2 separate regions of the Homo sapiens genome follow, and region 2 is linked to region 1. A link is a loop called in an ENCODE intact Hi-C map of the cell type or tissue named here. Cell type or tissue: endothelial cell of umbilical vein. All regions are shown on one strand.

Region 1 (4,000 bases):
CCGTAGGGACACACACCTCCACCTGCACACACATACCTTCACATGCACACACACACCTTCACATGAACACGCACACCTCCACATGCGCACGCACACCTCCACATGCACACAACCTTCACATGCACACACATCCATATGCACACGCACACTTCCACATGCATGCACACTTCCACCTGCACACACACACCTCCACCTGCACACACACCTCCACATGCACACGCACACTTCCACCTGAGCACACACACACATCCACATGCACACGCACACCTCCACCTGCACACACACACCTCCACATGCACACGCACCCCTCCACATGCACACGCACACCTCCACCTGCACACGCACACCTTCACCTGCACACGCACACCTTCACCTGCACACGCACACCTCCACATGGCACACACACACTTTCACATGCACACACACACTTCTATATAGACACACACCTCCACCTGCACACACACACCTCCATATGCACACACACACACCTCCATAGGCACACGCACACCTCCACCTGCACACGCACACCTCCACCTGCACACGCACACCTCCACCTGCACACACACACCTCCACATGCACACACACACCTCCATATGCACACACACACCTTCACATGCACATGTGCACCTCCACCTGCACACAACTTCCAGCTGCACACACACCTCCACATGCACAGATACACCTCCACATGCACACACATTCTACCTGGACACACACACCTCCACCTGCACACGCACACTTCCACCTGCACACACATACTTTCACATGCACACGCACACTTCCACATGCACACACACACCTCCACATGCACACACATACCTCCACCTGCACACACACACCTCCACATGCACACACACACCTCCACCTGCACACACACACCTCCACATGCACACGCACAATTCCATCTGGACATACACACTTCCATCTCCACACACACACCTCCACCTGCATACATACATTTCCACATGCACACGTACATACTAGACTCAAGATGAGAACTTCTTTAAGAAAGCAAGAAACGGAGAGATATTAAAGCAGAGTGAGGGCGGCAGGGGGTGTAAGGGAGCTTCCCAGAAAGTCACATTCTATTTATTCATAAGCTGGGGCTGTCTAATGGTATTTTCGACATTCCAAGAAAGATGCTAATCTCAAGGGCGAGAGGGGAGCAAGGCCGGCATGAAGAGCCAATCTGTTTCTCGGTTTTTCAGTATTTCAGCTTAGTAGCTACAGCTTCCCTGCCACTTTTTTGTCCCCTCCCTTTGTAGACTTGCCCCTTTTGCCCAGGTAGGGGTTTTGTTCTTCCAGCCTGGAGTTTTGTGTAGGGTGTATCTGTGTAGGGGAGGGGGCGGAGGAGCCATCAATGAGAGCAAGTTTTCCAGAGAAAGGGCAGTGACCGGTTTTCCTATCTTTTCTCTGGCTTTTTCCAACCAGGCCAAGTGGGACGCTTGTGAGGTCTTGAAATTCCACCTCTCTTTAGGCCCGAGACGCCATGGGCTCTCTCAGCCAGATGGCCTGGACATTTCCATCTCTTATAACATTTCCGGTTTGTAATGGTCTGGGGGTAGAGGAGGGGGCTCGGCTTTGAGGTCCGCCTCCCTCAGTGAGTTTCAGGGTGCCTGGGAGAGGCAGGAAGTGGTATCTCGCAGCTCCTGTTTTGATCTTGTTTGGCTTATTCTTCTAACCATGGGAGCCAGGGGGTGCCCCCACCCTTTCAGCTTCCTGTGTTACTCAGCTGGGGCTTGCAAAAGCAAAAAGTGTTGCCAAAAATAATTTTTTAAAGTGCCTCCTGCTATTAATGTTTTTCCTAACGTCTCATGTGAGGGAGAGCAGAGAGTCAGGGATTTGGCATCTACAATAAGCAGAGGGCTTTGGGACCGATGGAAGACGTGGACAAAGACTTCTACTGTTTGAGCTTTGAAGTAACTGGTAAAACGGCTGCATTCCACTGTGGCCTGTTCATTGTCAATCCACAGGTCCTGAAATCAACTGGCTCTACACCTACCTCCTCTGGTTCACATCTTCGGTTCCACACATTTGCCTTTGCCCAAACTCTTTCTATGCAGAATGCAATCAAACCTACCAAATTTAAGGTTTATCTTGCTGTATTTTGGGAATATAGCAGGCCTAAGGCAATATTCTTAAAATTTTCCCAGTCTCCTACCCTTTTGGGGTACCTCCTCTCTCCCCATTCCATAGTATGGCTTTAATCCAATATTTTGCCTCTTTCAACTGTTTTTGTATTGGCCCAACCCCAAATTACTTTTCCATTCGTGTTGCAACGGAAGACAATTTACCATAGCCACTTCAGTGGGGATGAAGGGCCACCCAAGTCTGGAGCTTGAATGAAACCTCTTTCCACAGCTCTGCTTTTCTGGACTCCCCAAAACGTCATAAAAGTCGCAGCCAAGTTGTTGCAAATCGGGCATGTAGTTTCCTGGTCTGAGCCCCAGGGTCCCCCACACTGAAGCCCAGTGTTACAGTATGTGGGAAGAAGCACTTTTTACAGGCCTACTGCTGACATTCTAGGCAGTTAGACCCCGGGAGCCGAGGGCTCAGAGGGCATATAAACCCCAGTGAAGAGAGGAGCAAGGCGGAGGCCATACACACCTGGTGCCGGTCTGAGGTCTTCAGCTCCTGCTTCTGCGTGGTTTTCCCCTGCCTCTGATCTGCTCTCCAGAAACACCACCACCTCACCACAGAAGCACCAGCCCACAGCTCATCTCTCTGCTCTAGTAGAGGTTGCTTAGGGCTTCAGCCAATCCCCGCTGCGCTGTCATCTCAAGATCTTAATTCCAGGACGCAGATCTTCAAACCCAAGGCTGCCCTGCTCTCGTTTTTGTATTGCACAATATTGAAAGCTTGCTTTCTCTGCTAGTAGAGCTGTTTCTGCCCTGAAGGTTGGACCCTCCTCAGGAGTCTCAATAGTGCCCCAGAGCCTATGGTATCCAAAAGGCCCAGAGACATCCGGAGGTGAAGCCAGCGGAGGGAGCTGATCCTTGGGATTCTAATAGGGAGTTTGTGGTAAGTTCTCAGCATGTGAAGTTGGAAATTCAAATTTATGAAGGTCAAATGGCAAAAATAAAGGTCTGAACCAGTTCTGGCCACTTTCTTCCAATTATTTTTCCCAGATACCACAGTTTGGGGCTATACTTTTATTGGAGTTGAGGCTTTCATGGAAGAGATAGAGAGTTGAATTACCTTATTTTAGGGGAAACAATAGCTGTTAACTGAAAAAGTCTGAGACTGTTTTTCTTTAAAACTGGAAGCTAGGGGGTTGGTGGGGAGGAGGGACAAAGAAGAGAAGGGTGAGGATTGGGAGGGGTGAGAAGAAGGGAGGGAGGAAACCACAACCAAGGGAACTTCTGCTCTTGGGCTGGAGCATGGGGTGAAACTCCTCCTTGGAGACAAACCCAGAAATGTCTCTTAATATATCCCCCCTCATTCCCACAAAGCTTGCTTTGATTCAAGCTCTGGTTGTGTCTTACCTGGGATATTACAAGAGTCTCAACTCCCCCAACCCCTGCTTGGAGCCAGGGTTCTTATTGCTACAAGTTAGATAATCCTTGAACCCTCCCCCCTCTTTTTTTTTTTTCAAGACAGGGTCTTGCTCTGTTACCCCATGCAGGAGTACAGTGGTGCAGCCTGGACCTCCTGGGCTCAAGCGATCCTCCTGCCTCAGCCTCCCAAGTAGCTGTGACTATAGGTGTGTACCACCATGCATGGCTAATTTTTTTATTTTTAATAGAGATGAGGTCTCACTATGTTGCCCAGGCTGGTCTTGATCACTCAAGTGATCCTTCTGCCTTGGCCCCCCAAAGTGTTGGGATTACAGGTGTGAGACACTGCATCCAGTTGGAAATTACAGAACTTTTTAAGACACAGATCTGATCATTCACAAGTCATTTCCTCAGATAGTAATTGCATACCTTCTAAGGATGAGCCAGACATTGCTAAGTGTAGGACTTTATACCTCAATAAAGCATAGTTCCATTCTTACTC
Region 2 (4,000 bases), 120 kb before region 1:
TTAATGATAGGTGAAGAAGTTTAGATTTTATGCTGGGGAGCCAGTGAACAGTTTTTTAAAAAATTAGAGTGACTTGATCCCAGTGCTGTTTTAGAACCTGAATCTGGATTGGCGTGGGGAGAGCTTGGAGCCAGGAAGTCCAACTACTAGGAGGCTCCCACAGGACATTAGATGTGCGGTGTTGAGGGCTGGCCATGAATTGGGGCAGTGGGAAGAGGAATGGAATGGTGGCATCAAATGGACAGAAGCACTGGGTGCTAGTGAGGGACAGGACCTCTGTCCGGGAGGCAGTGCTGTGAAGGAGGAAGAGTGCCAGAACCTAGCCCTTAACTTACTGGCATGAGACAAGGAGGAGGGAAAAGGATGGGCAAGAGCACACTGTGATAGGTCAGCTCCATGCCAGCTCACACAGTCCATTAAGGCACGTGGTATTATCTTCATTTTACAATCAAGGAAACTAGACTGAGAAGAATCTGCCCAAGGTCACACCTTAGACCGCCATGGACATCAGCTTCCTTCCTTATCTACAACCTGCTGAGTTCAGTTTTGAACATGTTGAATGGGAGGTGCTGGGAGGATTTGCAGGTGTAGATGCGCTCATGGGCGATCACACAAACTCACACACCTGTTTGTTCATTCCTTTGTTTTTTGCGTGTCTGCTCCACTTCATCTCTTTGCACTCTGCATTCTCTCCCTTCCTTCTCCCTCCCCTATTCCCTTCTCTTTTTTCTTCTGATCTATTTTATCTTTTTCCTCTTTTTCTTTTTCCCAACTGAGTTAAAACATGCAGAAGCCTTTTTACACTGAAAAGCTATGAAAATATAAGAGACTGTTATCAATATTCTCTTTTCTCTGTATCAGTGGTTCTCAACTGGGGGCAATTTTGCCTCTCAGGGGACATTTGGCAATGACTGAAGACATTTTTGGTTGTCACAGCTGGAAGGGGATAATACTGGCATCTAGTGGGTAAAGACCAGGAATGCTGCTATCATACAATGCACACAGTAACCACCCCCTCCTCAAGAAAAATAATTATCCAGCCCCAAACGTTGCTCTGTACCTGAGGTCTGGCAGTGACCACTGCAGCACTGCTGAGTTTTACCAGGGGCTCTAGTTTAAGGCAGGGAGGATAGGCTTGTTTAATCAGAAGTCAAACCACTATAGATGGAGGCATTTAAGGAATCTGAAATTTTTGCAATGGGTGGTTTTTCATATGCAAATACAATAACACTTATAAACCACTTACTATGTGCCAGGCATTTTTAAAAAATACTTTACATATACAACACAGTTAATCCTCCCAACCATCCTTTCAGATAGAAACTAACAACTGCGCATAGGAAGTAGGTGGCCAAGCAAGAAAACTAACCCAGAAAGTCTAGCCCTCAAGCCACAGTCTTAAGACACTTCATCCTATTGCCCAATATAGCAACGGTGACACTCCCAAAATGTCACCAGTATGGCCTATGCCTTTCCTGGTTTTTCCACAGAAGCCTGGATAATAAAACTCCATTCATACTTTCTCATTAAGGCTTGCTTTTCTTATGCTACTCTTAATTTTTCAGTGACTAGTTGGGGTACTCTTCTGTGACCATGAAATAGATATTTTTCTCTTTGCAAAACTAATTGACTGGCCTCAGTAGCAAGATAACTGTTTTGTGCCTCAGTTTCCTCATCTGTAGAATGAAAATATTAATGACGTCATGAACTTTTAGGAGGGTTTAAATGAGTTAATACAGTGCTCTTCAACAGAGTTCGTAGACTTGCGCCAGTTGGTGAAGGTTTGTTACTAGTCTACGGGGAGATACGTATAGCAACTAAGAGTAAGGATTTAGAAACTTTTATAGCATTTTGACAATTTGATGTCTCTTACAGCTAATAGTTAAAAAAGGAAAAAATTGAGCTTGAATTTTGCATGTTTTAATTTTTTTTTCACTTTTGTAGTAATTTATTTTTATTGAATTCCACAAAAGCATTTGTCCATGACACATTGGAAATTTAAAAAACAAATACTGGCTCATTATCACAGCACAAGAAGCATTAAGTTAACATACGTAAAACACTTGAAGCAGCTCCTGGCACTTAGTCAGTGCTTAATAAATGTTAGCTAATAACAATAATAGCACTATATTCTAACAAAATGAGCTATCTGTCCCAAAGATGTACGTTCCTGAGATTTATCTTCTATGTCATTCTAAGTTCATCTTCAATTCTATTAAATCTCTTTCCTACAGTGTGAGCCATTAAAAGAAGTGCTACTCTACTCCTTACCCATTAATCATACATTATCAGACACTAAATATTTTAACAGCCAGTGTCTGCCATTGGTCTCAAGGGGAATATAACCAGCATAACACATAGTGATTGTGGTTGTTCTTCTGCCACAGAAGGTGACGTAGTCTTACACAGTGCCCCAGCTGCTAAGGAATCAGTCTCCCTGACTCACCCTCACGTGGGGAGCCTGCTTACTCACCCTAGCCTCACTGCCCTTCTAAGGCTCCTCCCAGGAGGAGGTCCAGAGTCCCTTTCTAAAGAAACTACACTATTTAACAGTCTAGGAATTCTTGGATCACCCAGGTTAGTCCTCAGTTTCCTTTAATCAGGCATTGGAGGCTCATATTGCAAATAAAGCAAATTCCTGGGTAACAGAAATATTAGTATCAAAATGGCTATATTTCTCCTGATATTATTGGCTGCCTATAAGTGTTCACGTAGTGGATCAATGAAAGGGGTGGGAGAAGCAAAAAGAAAAACCCAATTCATGCAAGACAGTCTAGTGCATCTGAGCGGGCTTCTCACCGACTTCCTTGGACTGCATATTTTCCTCCCTCCCTCTGACTCACTCCATGCAACCAATTTTTCTTTCCTCCTTTGAACTAACAACATTAGACTCATATCAGTTTCTCTTCTGAAACCCCAGTGGGTCTACAAGATCATGGGCAGGCACGTCCTGACTCTAGCTAGCTTCATTGTTCCTCCAGATTAATGTTGCCACTATACCCTTTGACTTAAGAATCTCTTGAGAATGTCACAATGTCCTTTAGGATAACCAAAAGCACAAAGGATTGGAATCACAACACAAAGGTCTAATACAGCTTTTTTGAATACTCACTTGTCTCATCAGGCCACTTACTAAACTAAAACTTTCTCTGGAACAGTATTATTTGGGTCCTTTCTCCAATATGTTTTCATCTTGACTGGGAGTTAGAGCTCCTTGGAGAGGGAGAACACAGGGCTCACACATTTTCTCTTTATTGGTGCTCCAAGGGAGGTCCTCTTACCTGCTTAACCATTCACATGATGATAAAATCTCTTTGCCCCAGAGGAACAAGACTGGATTTCTTTTGTTAAAATCTCATTAAAGACTGCTTCAGCCTGTAATAATTTGTTAATAGATGGCAGTGCTATTTGGCTGCGATTGGGTTTTCTTTCATTTCTTCTCAAGCAGGTCTCATAATTGTTGTCTTATCTCCAAGGCATTTTGGTTGTCACTGAAGTGTAACAGATGCTGTAGCCACTGCAAACCACTGGGTGAGCATCCCACATTATCTGTGAGGAAAGAGATGCCTCATTAGTTTCCTTCCTTTCATTTTTTTCCTTTTTAAGCTGCTCTCTAGTCAGCTAAAAAAGCTGGCTCTTTTTCTCAAACCAGGCCAGATTCCCAGATATTTTCCTGCTCAGTGATTTGAGTTAAACCTATCTGCCAAGGACCTCTCTCTCTCTCTCTCTCTGGTTGCATTTTACACAAAACCACTAAAGCAAGCAGTTTAGATTTTTTTTTTTTAAAGTATTTTCTGAGTGTCCATCCACATGGCAACAACTAAAGCATTTTCAGAGGCATGTGACAGGGTCTGTCTGAGGATGGAGAGGTCTGAAACCTCATGAGTCACTCTGGGAATCACATGAAATCATGGAGATAGAAGTGTTTTATAAACTGTAGCCTACAGAGATGGAGGATCACAAAGTGGTTTGGAGTACCCTGGGTTCTGGCTGAATTGTG

What was found. Hi-C counts contacts between places; a loop is a spot of excess contacts. Peaks named below come from ENCODE experiments on the same cell type or tissue, not always from the same donor. Only the 100,000 strongest peaks of a DNase experiment are listed, where the experiment ranks them.
Region 2: it touches region 1 in a loop (7-fold over the local background); 1 of 110 quality-filtered maps calls a loop at or near these places.

Annotation. Positions count from the first base shown.
Region 1 is chr1:209,767,269-209,771,268 of GRCh38, reverse strand. The region is part of intron 8 of TRAF3IP3 (TRAF3 interacting protein 3); the gene reads right to left. Among named protein-coding and RNA genes, the nearest start is that of TRAF3IP3, 13 kb to the right of the region's middle. RefSeq lists enhancers at 1,564-1,813, 1,824-1,873. In endothelial cell of umbilical vein, no CTCF peak of the experiment used is centred here; a DNase peak (open chromatin) is centred at 1,728; H3K27ac peaks cover 1,164 bases.
Region 2 is chr1:209,883,293-209,887,292 of GRCh38, reverse strand. No RefSeq gene overlaps it. Among named protein-coding and RNA genes, the nearest start is that of SYT14, 53 kb to the left of the region's middle. In endothelial cell of umbilical vein, no CTCF peak of the experiment used is centred here; DNase peaks (open chromatin) are centred at 2,442, 2,972 and 3,872; H3K27ac peaks cover 2,157 bases; H3K27me3 peaks cover 146 bases.